2 separate regions of the Mus musculus genome follow, and region 2 is linked to region 1. The links are chromatin loops, found by intact Hi-C in ENCODE. Cell type or tissue: left cerebral cortex. All regions are shown on one strand.

Region 1 (8,000 bases):
AAATGCGGTCCATTTTATTATGTTACTTCTTCTCAAAACATGGGAAATCAATACCAATAAACAAGGCTATAAATTATATCTAAATATTTCTAACATAAATTATCCTGGTTCACGTTCTCTCCTCTTGGGTGCTAGACCCTGGTTTGTGTTATGAATAAACATTACATGTAATTATTTAGTCAAGACATTTAAAACTTTGTTTAATGTCTTGTTCTTCCTTTTCTTTTTGAGGTGAGCTACATGAGGTGTCTTTCCCTAAAGCACAGAGTGGTGACTGGGTGATACGTGTGGTTTGGGTTCGTGGAGATTTGAGGTGCTTGTAGGTAACTTTACACAGACAATTGTATTTTTCATCCTCAAAAGGAAAATGTGTCACACATATCTGAGAAAATATAGGGAGTGGTACTTACAAGTGTGAGCTAACACTGAACTCTTAAAAACTAGAAAATATTAACAGCTTCATTGTATTTTGTTTTAATCCATTTATGGGGGTGGTGGCATGCTATGGCACGAGTGTAGAAATCACAAGGAAATTTGCTGGAGTCTGTTCTCTCCTTCTACCTTGTGGTTTCCCAGGATTCAGCTCAGGCTGCCAGGCTTGACCTTTAGCCATTGTCCTGTCTCCCCAGCTGTATAGTTTCTATTTCAGCTAACTATATCAAAACACTATAAACTAATGGTATCCCCGGTTTGTGCTAATATGAAAACTGAGGCCTGTGGTTGACAGGCCAAGATTACAGGATGAATTTTCGAAAGCTCTAGAAGCTGCGTATTATTTTCATTCACACGCCAGCCATAGCATTGCAGTGACAGTCTGTTTCTCCTTTCCTGCCCACAGGGGTAATCTGGGTTCCCTAGTCTGTTCACCCTGTAGTCTTTTCTAGAGGCTTCTAATAAACTAAAGCGCATCGTGAGACAGGATGTACTTTTTATAATGCTGGCCTTGGTAGAGAATGGGGAGTGGTTAACTCTCAGGCTGTCCTAGCTACCTGGAGTAGGATGCGTGTCAGTGTCAGCACACATTTCAGTGTCTTGTCATCCTAGCAGCCTCTGATCTTAGAATATCCTTCACGGAAAGGGCTGGATTGTGCTCTGGATTTACATAGCCATATTCTAAGGCAAGCCCCTGGATAGCTTTTCTGAGCTGAGGCGAAAGCCCCAGGCTAGAGGAAATAGCCAAAGACTTAACAGCTAGTGCCAGGAGAAACTCCAAGACCCAGAGAGAGAAGGGGCACTGAGGGAGCTTTGAAAGCAGCCTGGCAAGGTGGGCAAGACTCAGGGCATGTATCATGTGGTGCAGTGAGACAGTAGAGCAAAAAGAACTTGACAGTTTTGCAAAAAATAATGAAATGGCCAGTTGGGGGAAATCTGTCTCCAAGAAATAGCATGGCATTGGCATCTTTAACAAAGTTGAAGTGGAAAAGAATAGAATAGACTGCTTGCTACCCAGGGTAGTTAGGAGCAACATGTAAACAGCCAAGATGGTCCCAGAGGAGTGAGCTTTATTAAGCACCTGACAACCTGCTCCCTGTGTTGTTTAGAGCTGGTTTTGTGTGGCTTTAGTGTGGATTTGGGTAGCTCTGCTTGTTGAGTATATCCTTGTTTTGATGAGTGTGCATAATGGACATGGTGATGCATGTTACTCTGTGTCCCAAGAGATGTGTTCTGAATTAGTAATAATGAGTACTGTGCACCTGTTTTTAGTTTGTGTTTGAGCTTCATGAACTTTAGTGTAAAACTTTTGAGAGACAGAAAATTGAAAGAGAGGTGTAATTGTGGACCCCAACTGCCTCAAACTTCTTTAAGGAAAGCAACTTTTTTTTTCTTTAAAATAACCATTTAGTTATGACAGGGAGGTTATAATTAGTATAGTTTGATCCTCAAACGAAATAGTTTGTATTGTTTTCTAGGTATCCCGTTCCTAGGCTAAGGATATGGTAAGAGCTCAGGGAAGCAGCTTAGCAGACTTAGCTCTATAATAATGTTTCAAGACCTTGTGTGGACTTGCCTTTAATCCTGGTACTCAGGAAGCAGAGGCAGGTGAGTCTCTACATTCAGGAACAGCCTAGTGGTCTGCAGAGTTCCCCCAACAGCCAGGGCTACACGGCCCTAGGGCCTTGCACCACTGACCCACAATACCACCAGCCTGCAGAGTTTATAAACCATTTAGAGTGATGAAAGCAACTTGGCAGATAGGCTATCAGAACAATTACAAAATAACACTTTAAAAATCTACCTCTTCAGGAGTAGGTTTTATTTTTTGTAATGATTGTTCCTGTTTTCTCACCCCAGTATATGAATATTCCTTTAGAGATGGTCTGGTATCTGCAGTGTGGTTCAAGACCCTGGGCTTGGGTTGGGGGTTTAACTCAGTGGTAGAGTACTTGTCTAGCAAGCCTAAGGCCCTGGCTTTGGTCTCCATTGAGTCTTGAATTTAGCTATGTATCATTAGTTTTTGTTTTGGGTTTTTTTTTCCAATCAGATGATTTACTTCATGTTGGTAATTTTTCATTGCTGTGACTAATTCCTGAACAAATGAACTTAAAAGAAGAAAGACCTGTCTTGGCCATTTTATAGATTCTGGTCCGTGCCCATCTGGTCCCTTGGCTATGGAACTTTGTTAAGGAGAATGTCTTGTCAGCTAGAACCTGTGGTGGTTCTTTTGACTGCCACCCACCTTGTGATGACCAAAGACAGAGAAACAAGAAATGGCCTGTATGTCCCCCAAATGCACACTCATGACCTATGTCTTCCAGCTAGGCCACACTCACATAAGTTTCCTCTACTTCCTGATACATCCCATTATGTGCTCATTAGTAGATTATCCATTGATGAGGTCAGAGTCCTTCAACTGTTGAAGTTTTTATAGTTCTTTTTGTTTCCACTAGTAGCTCAGTAGAAAATAAACATTTGCAACTTATTAGTATTCGCACCCTCCAGTTACAGAATTGGTGTGTATGCCTTTACTGTGCTCACAGTTGTGGTCAGAACATAGGCATTTGTCCTTCTTACGCCTGTGCTCCTGGAGCCCCTGTTTTTCCCGCCCCTCTTGTTAAGGACGACTTTCCACTGGGTTTGGGAGGTGGCAGAGCCTGATGGGTGCAGGTTGTCGGTTAGAATGTGAGTTTGAAGAAACTCAGAATCTTGAGTAGCCTTGGCCAGAGACCCAGCAACCGCTCCAAGTCCTTCTTCTCTGTCCAGGAGCTGGCATAGACTTCAGGGTCAGGAAGGCCGAGTGAGGCAGTGTGTGCTTCCTCTCATGGGGGACAGAGCAAGACAGGAAAGTAGGAGTTGGCTATTATTACAGAGGAATTTGAAGAAAGAAAGTGTCCTAGTGGGGTGGAGTAGTTGGAATTAGTAAAAAATAAATCAGGTCTTATATATGTATCATCCATTGCTACTGAAGTCTTTGCATTTGGAAGTCTGTAAACCTAGTATTTGACTTCTGGCCCTTCCCCCCCTTAATATTCATTCATAAATATGAAATACTTGGTCCCAGTCACCATTCCTTTGCAAAGCTAATTAATTGTATCCTTAAGTATTCTCTTTGATGATCAGTCACATCGGCACAACTAGCTCCAAGCATCTTTATCCTGATCTAATTTTTGCTGAGCCTCAGAAGCAAAGACAGACTGCAGGGGTTGATGCGGGACCTCTAGAGTGGAGATTGCACAGAATAATCTTATTTTTCCTCTATTCTTCTAGTCTGTTATGTTCTGAACCCACACATGTTTTCGGAAGGACCAGATGGCTGACACTGGCTAATGGGAACCAAAAGACAAGAGTGAAAGTAACCCGGTTGTCTCATGCCCCAGCTTAGAGTGCTTCACCCTACCCTGAGACCAGTGTCCTTTTTCTCTGGAGACTTCACCCTGCTGTATCAAAAAACTGCTACCACCTGGCTTATCTGAGGTTAGATTATGGTTAAGTCAAGCAGCAGTGCTTATTAAACAGAAAAGGTTTTATTCGGGACTGTGGGAGAACAGAAGAAGCCATCTGCCTTTCAAAGGCTCTGGGATCTGTGGCTTAATATTCAAGCTGGAATTCAAGAGTCCTAAGCCTGGCTTCATTTTCAGCTCCACCACATAGACGCTCCCTGACTGGGAACAAAGTGCCTGGCCTCTCCAGGCCTTAGTTATCTCGTCATGAGTGAGAAGAATAAGTCACTCTTCGCATTTATTATTAATGGCAAATGAAATATTACAGATAATAAAATATTTCTTTAAGCCAAGTGCTATGCTAAATAGCCAACAGGTGCTAGCCTTTGTTATGTGAAAGCCCTCATAATGAAGTGGCAAGATTAGTACAAATGAAAGAAACAAGGCTTAGAAAGCATTGCCTTGTGAGACGGGAAACGGATGGAAGTGCCAGAGAGGTGGCTGGATGAGCATCAGGCATGCAGGGTACTGAGGCCTCCTGAAGCAGGTGCTTCTCAGCCATAGCAAGAAGGGCGGAAGGATTCAGCTCGTGTAGTCAAGATGTTTAGAAGGACATAAAGATACTAGGAGGCATAGACTTCTAAGCAACAGAGTCACTTAGCTGCTGGCTTTTCCCACTACAGTGTAGAGACAAGTTGCCTGAGTGAAAATAGCTGTAGTAAAATGATTGAATTTGGCAGTAGACACAGCGGATAACCAGAGGAGAGTAGTCAGAGATGATTGCAAGGTTGTTGGGAGTGAATCAGGTGGTCAGGGGTTCTGGAAGAGAGAAATCATGAGGTAGGTTTTCTTCTTTGAAGGTGGGGAAAGATCAAGTGCAGACTGAGCTGTGGCCAACCGTTTGCAGACCAGGAATCCACACTAGCTCTAATGAGAGAGCTCTTGGTGTGCGGGAACTGCCAGTTTGCCGACGTGAAAGAGTCCCAGGCTGGGTAATGGTGAGCCCTGAAGTCGCACCCCAGCTCTGCCACTGAGTGAGCACGGGTAAGTCTTCCACCTTCTCTGGGTGGCCTTGATGGCCCTCCCTCCTCTGAGACTAAAGAAAAAGGGAGGGCAGAAAGCCAAGAGCAGCCTCCTTCCTGTCTCAGAATAGGAAAAGGTCTCAGGAACCTGCTCCTGGAGCAGCAGCTTGCCACTGTGGCTTGTAAACTCCCTCAGTCACTGCGGAAGCCAGCTCACATCCATGGCCATTAAGGTTAAGCAGTTAATGTGCTTTGAGGGCCTGACTGCTGGTGCCCTGGGATGCTGCAGACCTGTGGAATCAGGGCCATTGCACTGTTCTCATTCACAAGCTTCTACAAGTTAGCATCACCTGAGCACGAGAGTTGGCTGTAGAACTGTCTTAGTTCTACAGGTTTCTGTGCACTCGATGCAGCACTCGAGAATTACTCTCTACTGTCCTGTCATTATGCCCTTTTCACCTCTTAAGACCCAAGTTGGTTGAAGCCTAGGATCTACTGAGTGCTTTGAAAGCTGTTTGATTCCTGTTCACTGAATACCATTTCTTTCAGGGTAGATTTAAGGGCTCTGCCCTCAAAATACAATGCTACTGGCTCTAGATTGAGGGTTCAAGCCACCCTGTGGGTTTACTTCAACAGATGAAAATTTTTCCTTGGCTACAGCAACATCCCTAATCCTGACCAGCCATGGAGAGGTTCGGTTCTTACAAGGAAAATGAGTGAATGTGGGAATGGCTCACCACATTGGGAAAGCAAAACTCACATCCTGCTGGTGCTGGCTGAGGACTCTCATGTCCACATACAGAGAAAAGCATGTGGCACAGTTGTAGGACAAAGGTGAGCAGAGATCCACTGTGGAAAGGGGCACATTTTCCTATTGAGAGGCCGTCCGAGGCATGCTCCTCGGTGAGCAGCGTTGGTGGGTGTCCGCAGTTACGCATGGAGGCTTGCTTTTCCTGCTCCTTGTATCCACTCCCCGGCAGCACCCTCTAGTCACACCTGCTCAGTCAGCCAGTTGCGTAGCTCAGCTCCAGTCCAGCCGTGCTCATCATTTCTCCCCAGGCCTGTTCTCAGTCTCCTTGCTGAGTGAGAGGCTCTGGAAGACAGACAGCCCTAAAGCCCTGTGAAGAGGATAAGTGATGTCCTCTTCAGTAGGACGTAAAGGAAGAGGGGGCCTGATGGTGTTCAGGACCTTTGGACTTACAAGTACTGGGTCAGAGAAAGCCTGTATGGCAGCACTGTGAGCTTAGGTGGGAACTCTTGCAAGAAATGTGATGAGCATTTCTAAATGGACATCTTAAGGGACCTTGGATTGAAGACATGTCACTCCAGTTGTGCTTTTTCAGTTTGACCTGAGGAGTACATCAGCTGTGGATGAAGAAGACTAAAGCATACACAGGGGTGCGAATGGCCCAAAGATCTGAGCAGCTATGGGTGCAACATGACTTTGCTTTATGCTGTCCAGGTACCCTGCTGGATTTGTTTCAGAGTCATAAGCTCACTTTCTTACAGGAGGAAGTGATAGCAATTCTCCCTTCTCCCCTCATTCTTATGACAGGATATGCCAGGATCAGAGGAAACACTTTGGGAAGACACGATATAAGAAACATTAAGAAAAGATTTCTTGGTTTTGTTTAATTCAAGTGTTGTCTATGTGGCAGTACTTACAAATAGCATAAGGGAAAGAATGACTGCTGCCACCCTTGAGTAAGGCGAGGTGTGGTCTCTGCTAGATAGGGCCTCACTGAAGTCCTTCTCCCCATTCCCTCACACTCATGCTTCCCGTGCTGGAGTCTCCTGACAGTGCTCTAAAGGCAGCAGCAGTGGGTTTATAGGTAGAATAGAGCTGGAAAAATCTATCTGTCCAAGTTGTGTTTTGTGAGGCTTACAGATCCCACCAGGTGCTGTGTCATGTGGTAAAGTCACAAGCATGCCTTCGATCCTTCCCTACCTGGACAGAAAATTCTAAAGAGCTTTGTTGATTTGTTTTGTTTTGTTTTTGAGAATAGGTCAGTTTCATGTTATTTGCTGTAAAGTTCAAAGGGAATAGTGTTCAAGTTAATATTTAAATTTAAAAACATTTATTAGCCATGGAAAGGTAGCATACGTCTTTAATCCTAGCACTCTGGAGGCAGAGGCAAGCCAGCTTTGAGTTCAAGGCCAGCCTGGTTTACAGAATGGGAGCCAGAAGTACACAGAGAAATCAGGGGCTGAGTGTGGGGATGAGATAAAGATCATTTATTAAGAGGGATGCAGGTTGGTTTCTGAAGAATCACTGATACCCATCAGAAAGATTTGCTTTTTGAAGATGTGAAAAATGATCTGAAGGACTACTAAGATATTTAAAACTAATTTGGGATCCATAGTTTTAAAAGATATCTTAGACAGTAAAAAGTTAAATTTATCCCTGACCTCAGGTGCTATTCTTGATCTAGACCTGCAGATTTTAATGTTTCTCATACTCATATGTTGGGACAAACCTTAGTTGTATGTAGTATATGCTCTCACTTGACAATTAAGCACAAAGAAAATAAGTATGCTGTTGAGTTTATTCCTAACGGAACTGGACCCACAGCCAGACCAGAGGCGAGGGCCTGCTGACCATCTTAATAGATGCACACCAGCCCTTCTGAGTTTTTAGTTTTAGTTTTTCACTTTTGTGCCTCAGTTTCTTGTTTGTGAAACAGGGTTACTGGTACCTGCCTCTTGAATGCTATGGATATTAAGTAAAGGCACATTGTTGAGACTAGAGAAGGTTTAATGACTAGTACTAGGTAGGTGACACTTTACCACTGTTCCCCAGGCTGCTGTTTCCTCGGAGCCCACTCACTGACCTGCTTGGAGAATGCAAACCTGAATGGAGATCGTTTTGGTAGAAATACCTGATACAGTGTGTTCATCCTCAGAACAGGGGTTCCCCACCATTCTGCCTTTCCTCTCTGGTATTAGTGTAGCATCCAGCATGCCAGTTTCAGAAGTGACAGGCTGGTGCTTGATTTAGTCTTTAATCTGAACTTTGCTGTTAAAATATTCTTGATGGATTTTTAAAGCATTTCACAGAGAAGCCACCAAAGTTTTCCTGCTAAATACATTGGACCTTAAG
Region 2 (8,000 bases), 290 kb after region 1:
TACACATATGCCACATATGCACATATATTCACAGGCAAGCAGATAGTAGGTAGGTAGATAAGTAGATAGATGATAGATAGATAGATAGATAGATAGATAGATAGATAGATAGATAGATAATTATAAAGGTATAGAGGGGTGGTATAGGAGGCCATCTGGCTCACCTACAGATATAAAAGTGACTGGTGGCCTTGGAGGGTGGGTGCGCGGCCATCAGGCATGCTGGTTTTTGTAGGGCACAGAAAGTGGCTGTGTTCAGGACACTGTTGTGGCCTCACACCTGAGCCCCTCAAGGAAGGCATGGCACTAGGAGGTGATAGATATCTAGAGATAGATAGATAGATAGATAGATAGATAGATAGATAGATAGATAGATAGATAGAAAGAAAGATAGATAGATAGATAGATAGATAGATAGATAGATAGATAGATAGATAGATAGATAGACAGACAGACAGACTTCATGGATATTTGTCTACAGGTCCTGGATTCAATTCCCAGCACCTACATGGCAGCTCACAATAGTCTATAACTGGAGTCCCATGAAATCTGATGTCCTCTTCATAGACATAGTTGTACAGGCAAACAAAACATGCATACAAATAAACAAATAAATCTTTAAAAAATCAAAAGTTACGATCATGCTCAAATGTAACTGTAAAATAGGTAATTTGGGGGTAGGAGCAGGGCACAATAATAGAGCATTTGCTTTCATCCCTAATATCTCAGAAAGCAAAATTAAGGCTGGAGAATTGGCTTAAAGATAAGAGCACTGGCTGCTCTATCAGAGAACCCAGGGGCAGTTTCCAGCACCTATATAGTGGCCCACAACCTTCTGCAACTCCAATTCTGGGGATGGGAGACCCTCTTCTGGCCTCTGCAGGCTCCTGTACAAATACATATAAAATATAATAATAAAAAACAAATCTTAGCCAGGTGTGATGGCATATGCCTTTAATCCCGGAACTAGGGAGGCAGAGGCAGGTGGATCTCAATGAATTCAAGGTCAGCCTGGTCTACAAAGCAAATCCAGGACAGCCAGGGCTACACAGAGAAACCTGTCTTGGGGGGAGGGGTCAAAATAAATAAATAGATAAATAGATAAATCAATCAATCAAGTAAGCTCTGCAGAACCACGTCCTACGGTACAGGGGCTCAGAGAAGCCTGTTTTTTGGACATCACTCCAGCTTTCTCTTTGGCTTTGTGACCTGAATAACCATCTCCATCCCCAGGCTCAGTTTGTGGATCATTTATGTTGCAGCCATGGTGTTGGTGGCCCCGACGGCTTCCTCGCCTCCCTCCTGCATGCTACCCCTGTGAGGTCCTGTGCACAGGGTGCTCTGTGAACCCCATAGCCCGACAGAAGAGTGATTCATCGTTCCACTTGACATCTCCCCATTGGCGCCCCCTCCCATCATCCAGTCGCCTCCCACAGAAAAGAACCAGAAAAACAGCTCGCAATCCCATTAGCTGAAGGGGATGAAGGGCCAGAGAGCCAGCAGTAAGGCCCCTAAATAGAGCACTCATGGTACACTTTTAATCACCTCGCTCACCACGACCTGTGCCATTATGTAATTCCAACATTGTTGGCTTTTTTTTTTTTTCATTGTAAACAGACAGCAAATACTCTCCAAAGACATTTCCTGATGATTTCCGACTCCATTGCAGGGCATTTAAATGTGCACGCGCGCCATTAGCTGCTTTGCCTCAATCTCTCCCCTGCAGTTCCTTCTCCCGCTACGAGTCTGCCCTGTCATTCTTGATATTGAGCTAGAAGAAACCATTCCTTTCTTTTCTTTTCTCTTCTCTTCTTTTCTTTTCTTTTTTTTCTTTTGAGACAGGGTTTCTCTGTATAGCCCTGGCTGTCCTGGAACTCACTTTGTAGACCAAGCTGGCCTCGAACTCAGAAATCCACCTGCCTCTGCCTCTGCCTCCCAAGTGCTGGGATTAAAGGCATGCGCCACCACCGCCTGGATGAAACTATTCCTTTCTAGAAACTTCTCTAGCACACACACACACACACACACACACCCCATATAATTTCTAAGCAGTAAATCACATATACCCTGAACAAATGTTTTTTTTTTTCCTTCCAAACGATGGGGATTGAACTCACGGCCTGAAGCATATGTTGGGTACCATTGCCCATGTTCAGGTGCTGTCTCAGATCAAGACTCCAGAGAGGTCCCTCTGCCCCACCCCCACTCACTGTCTAGCTGGGACCAATCTTCTATCCTCTGTCACCATAGATTGCTTCTGTCCGTTCTAGAGCACCATAAAAATAAACTGTGTAGTAGCGTAGTGCTCAGGACTAGTACAGAAGGATTGCCTGATGTGGGGGCCAGTTTGGACCCTTGGGGCTCACTAGCTCCAAGTGAGATACCCTGTCTCAAAGAAATAAGGTGAAGTAAGACAGAGTGTGATGGAACAGGACACCCAGTGCCCTACCCTGTTCCATGAGCACATACGGGTGTGCACATCACTCAAACACGGTACGTGTGCGCATGCACGCATACAAAAACACACAGAGACACAAGTGCACATAAGACTCAAAATATATTCTCGGGGCTGGAGAGATGGCTCAGCGGTTAAGAGCACTGACAGCTCTTCCAAACGTCCTGAGTTCAATTCCCGGCAACCACATGGTGGCTAACAACCATCTGTAATGAGATCTGGCGCCCTCTTCTGGAGTGTCTAAAGCCAGCTACAGTGTACTTACATATAATAAATAAATCTTTAATTTAAAAAAAAATATATATATATATATTCACCAGAAGGACTTTTTCCTCCATTTCTCTTTCTCTGCCACCAAATTCAGGCTAAGAGTACGTTCTCTTGACCTACAATATCCTCCAACCAATTAAGGTCTCCCAAATTCTAGGCCCCTTAAGCACTCTGCTATATCCCTAGCCCATTCACCTCTGTGAACCTTCCCCAACTGCCTCAAGCAAGTGGAACCTGCCTTTCTCCAGCTCCCAATGGCAGAACAACACGTGTTTTCTTATAGAGTTGATCGCCCTTTGGGGTTACAGTCTTCCTGGCCAATCTGCGTCTCTTCTTAAAAGTCCCAGAGCCGGGCAGTGGTGGCACACGCTTAATCGCAGCAGTCAGGAGGCAGAGGCAAGCTGATCCCTGCGTTCGAGGCCAGCCTGGTCTATAGAGAGAGTTCCTAAACAGACAGAGCTACAAAGAGAAACCCTATCTCAAAAAACAAACGCACAAACAGTCTCCGAACAGACGGCTGAGGATTTGTACAATTCGGTGGTTAGAAACACTTCCTCGGAGCTTTGACTACCTGAATTACATGCCTGGATCACATGCTGGAAGAGAGAAACCCCTGAAAATTGCATGCCTGCACTCATGGGCACAATACACACAATAATGACGTCACTAAATGAAAATTTGCTTAAGCGACACTGTCTACACTGGTCAAGCTACTAAATCTCAGACTGCAAAGGCTAGGCTGAGAGGCTGGCTCAGAAATGCTACTTTAGTGCCACCTACTGGCATAGTGGAGTATTACAGTTCCCAGTTTCTCGCGTTCAGGAAACTCAAAATCTTTTTGTTCCTCTGTGTGTGTGTGTGTGTGTGTGCGCGCGCGTGTGCGTGTGTGTGAGATGTGTAATACAGAGACAGAGATCGGGATCACTCATGTACCACAACACACTCAAAATCTTTTTGTTCCTCTGTGTGTGTGTGTGTGTGTGATGTGTAATACAGAGACAGAGATGGGATCACTCATGTACCACAACACACATATGGAAGTCAGAGAACAGCTTTTGTAGATAAATTCTCTCCTTCCACCCTTATGTGGTTCTGGGAATTAAACTCTAGTCATCAGGCTTGCAATGTCAGGCTACAGGGACCTTTAGCCAAACTGCCGGCCCCACTTTGGTTTTTAAGACAGTCACTGGGGCCTGAGGCTTACCAATTTAGCTAGGCTGGTCAGCAAGATTGAGAGCGCCATCTGTCTCTGCTTCTCCAGAAAAAGCACATTCAACCACGTCTGGTCTTTTACACAGGCGCTGAAATTCGAACTCAGAGCCCCACACTTGCACAGTATGAAGGGAGTGGCACTAATGGGAGGTGTGGCCTTGTAGAAGTAAGTGTGGCTTTATTGGAGGAAGGGATGGGAGAAAGGCTTTGAGGTTTCAGAGGCTCAAGCCAAGCCGAGCAGTATCTCTCTCTTCCTGCTGCCGGATCCAGATGTAGAACTCTCAGCTACTTCTCCAGCACCATGTCTGCCTTCCTGCCATGAGTATAATGCATGAAACCCCTCCAGCCATAAGGCAGCCCCCATTGAATGTTTTCCAGTAGAAGGCTTGCAGTGGTCATGGTGTCTATTCACAGCAATAAAACCCTAAGACAGAGAGGCTTACAGATCATTGTTGATGAAAGTCAAGGCAGGAACCCAGAGGCAGGTAGTGATACAAAATAGAATCCAGGACCCCCAGCCCAGGGATGGCATCACCCACAATGAGCTGGGCCCTCCCCAACCCATCACTAGTTAAGAAAAATGCCTTACAGGCTTGCCTCCAGCCTGACTTTAGGGGAACATTTTTTTTTCCATCAGATGACTCTAGCTTGTGTCCAGCTGGCATAAAACCAGCAGCGTAGACATAGATGGACAAATTGGTTATTAATGAGGTGGAACAGATCAGGGAAAAATTTGGGGTTGGGACACAGACATGAATAAAATGGCTAATGACATAGCCATGGGGACAGTGGAACACTGCAGCGTTCAGGAGACAGATTTGGTCTGTCTAAATGTATTGACCTGTGATGGTTTGTATATACTTGGCCCAGGGAGTAGCACTATTAGGAGATGTGACCGTGTTGAAGTAGATGTGACACTGTGGGCATGGGCTTGTCATAGCTGCCTGGAAGCCAGTCTTCTCCTAGCAGCCTTCATTATGTAGCCCAGGCTGGCTTCAGTCAAATTCATGATCCCCCTACATCTCCCAAGTACTAGAGCTACAGTGCCCCTCCATGTCAAGAAAGATGCCTTGCCAGGGTTCAAATGCACAAAGGATCAATGTACCAGCAACATCATCCATGGCTGCCAGGCTAAGCCGGCAGACTGGGAGTCAGCACTGGGAGGAGCTGGAGAGCTGATTGAGGGGTTAGAGTGAACAGGAGAGGAAACACAGAGAAGGAAGTAGGTAAATAAGTAAACGAGACTCTGTAGCACACCACCCAAATCGCAACTACAGTTTATTCTTAAGACAAGGTCTCCCAGGCTGGCAAGATGGGCCAGTAAAGGTGCTTCTGAGCAAGCCTGCCTACCTGAGTTGGGTACTTGGGACCCACATGACGAAGAAACAAAAACAACTTTTGAAGGCTGACCTCTGCATGCATATATACTAAATCAATAAATGTAATAATTATTTATAATTTAGCCATTTATTTATTTTGGTTTTTCAAGACAAGGTTTCTATATGTACGCCGGGTTTTCTGAAACCCACTGGGTAGACCACTCTGAGATCTACTTGCTTCTGCCTCCCGAGTCAGCACTCGGGATTAAAGGCATGTGGCACCACCACTCTGCTGACAAATGTCATTTTAAAAAGGAATGTTTGGGCTGTTTGTACGCATATTACCACATGCATGCAGTATCCGCAGAAGCCAGAAGAGAGCGCTGCTGGATTCCCGGGACTGGAGTTAACAGATGGCTGCTAGGAATGGAATCCAGGTCCTCTGGAAGAGCCAGTCAGTGCTCTTAAACATCAAGCCATCTCTCCACACCACGCAAAAGCAATTTATTAAAGATAAGTCCCAAGGAATCCTCTTACCCTCACCTCCCCAAAGCAGGGATCCAGCTTTTTACAGGTGCTGAGGACTCTAACTCAGGTTCTCACTCCAGCACATCAAATAATTCATTAAAGTGATCGTTCCTGGTCCTGAAATTAATTTAAAGCTCTATTAAAAAAAAAAAAAATCACTGCCTTCAGCAGCCATTTTTCTTTACAATGATGAAATCATAACGGGGTGAGGATGGAGCAGAACACCGGGAGAGGTGAGGCTGCGAAAAATAAAAACCAAAAGAGAAGCCACACTGGGAAGTCCAACTGTGACGATTTTGTAGGAAGATACAATCCGACTCGCCAACACAGCGCATGCACAATACTGGGGATTCAATATTGGCTTGCTGAAAAGCTAGGCAAGTGTTCTACCGCTGAGGACTTTTTTGCATTTTGAGAGTTAGGAGGTGAATGTATCCATACGTTGCCATGTTGACCTTTGAACTTGTGACCTGCCTGCTTCCATTTTCCAATCAGCTGGGTTCCAGAGCTGTACCACTTTCTGCTCTCATTGAGCACTCTCTCCCCAGTCTCTAAACTCAGTGCGTTCTTCTCCTCCTTCTTTCCCCCTGTTCCCAGCAGGAGCAGCAAGGGTGCGCAAAATAACAGGCTGAATTGAATGATTCAGTACAGGAAGAAATGAAACCGTTGACAGCAACACCGGACAGAGAAGCAAAATTGGGGGTTTCCTGAGGGTGCTGATCGGTTACAGGGCAGCTCGGCCAGCAGGTGGGGCTTTCCAACTTTCAGCATTGAGAATTCTCACATAACTAAGCGGCCAAGATCGATGTCCTCAGGTCAATCCCGGGATTCACAAGGCGGAGGAAAGAGCCAACTCCCACACATACAATAAATCAAGGGATAAAAGACAACTTTGCCTTCCAAACAAGGTGTCTTCTGGCTAGGAAGGCTGCGCAAGCGCAGAAGCAGACCATGTTGTGCCCCCAGGACCGTCCTGGCTACAGGTTAAACGGACTGGAACTGCAGTAGAGTGCAGCACTGGTCCAGCAGCGAGGCAGCCACCAGAACACGGTGGGAGTTCCAGAGTCTTCCAGAAGCAGCCTCCGGACTCAGGCGGGTGGAATCATCACCACCACGCACCACCCCCCCCTTAGCCTTTTCAGGAAAGCACATTTTGCACCTGCAAGGCCTCCAGCAGCGATTCCTGAGCCTCAGGTTAAGGAGCTTCACAGCTGCCTGTGTTGATTCACCTCCCAAGGCAGGGGAAAACTTGGAATGCACCCCTCGGATCTGAGGCCTAAGGCCTACACCCTCATCTTCAGGGCATTTTTGGAAGAACCCAAGTGAATCCCCACACTCTCTAAGCGCCAAGAAGGAACCGAAAACTAGTCTGCTGCCATTCTCCACTGGAGGAATGGAAACCACAACTTGCAACATGCTAAAGGTAAAAAAAAAAATTTCTTTTAGGATGAAAACCAATCCTAAACCCCAGTTTAGAATAAGTACAAATAAAAGTACCCTTCAATTCAAAGACCCTGTCCTCACACAGTTAGGAAGGGGAGGGAGTGAAACGTTTAAGTCTCCATTCTGTTGTTAATTCTCTACCTAAATCAATCACCATGTTTAAAAAAGAAAGAAAAAAATAAGGCTGGGCGAGGCCAGCCTGGTCTACAGAGTTCTAAAACAGCAAGGGCTGAACAAAGAAACCCAGTCTCAAAAACCCAAAAAAGTGTAAACTAGCCAGGCAGGAGTGATGGTGTTATCCGTCTTTAATCCCAGTACTTGGGATTAAAAGTGGCTCTCTCTGTGATTGAGGCTAGCCTGGTCTACAGAGCTAATCCCCAGACTGCCAGGGGCTACAAAGAAACCCTGTCTTAGAAAAAAACAAAACCCAACTCTGGAGTCACTTTATGTTTCTATTGATTATAGCTAGGATAATTCAGCCAACAATATAAACTACAGAACTGATATTAATCTATAATGATATACCTGAATAAATGCGGAGACATGCCACATCCTTCTTACTGATTATAATTAGTAAATGAAGGAATTGAGGTAGTGAATTAACATTTGACCAAATCCACAGTAGTATTTGCTGCAGTCAGTAGCAATCCACAGACGCAGAGATTAGGGTCAGAGAGAATAGCCTCCATTACCTTCCTTCCTGCAAGTGACTACGAAGGGGAAACTGTACGGAGGTCGGGCAGACATCACTCTACCTGGTTTGTCACTGTAGT

The links. A loop is a pair of places that touch in the nucleus more often than their neighbours do. Peaks named below come from ENCODE experiments on the same cell type or tissue, not always from the same donor. Only the 100,000 strongest peaks of a DNase experiment are listed, where the experiment ranks them.
Region 2: a loop joins it to region 1, with 2.1 times the contacts of the local background. A loop is called at or near these places in 2 of 42 quality-filtered maps.

Annotation. Positions count from the first base shown.
Region 1 is chr4:131,880,571-131,888,570 of GRCm38, forward strand. All of the region lies in intron 1 of Srsf4 (serine and arginine-rich splicing factor 4), which reads left to right. Among named protein-coding and RNA genes, the nearest start is that of Srsf4, 11 kb to the left of the region's middle. In left cerebral cortex, no CTCF peak of the experiment used is centred here; a DNase peak (open chromatin) is centred at 3,772.
Region 2 is chr4:132,175,273-132,183,272 of GRCm38, forward strand. No RefSeq gene overlaps it. Among named protein-coding and RNA genes, the nearest start is that of Ythdf2, 33 kb to the right of the region's middle. In left cerebral cortex, CTCF peaks have their summits at 2,689 (motif pointing left), 3,509 (motif pointing left), 5,626 (motif pointing right) and 6,513 (motif pointing right); DNase peaks (open chromatin) are centred at 3,508, 3,888 and 5,647.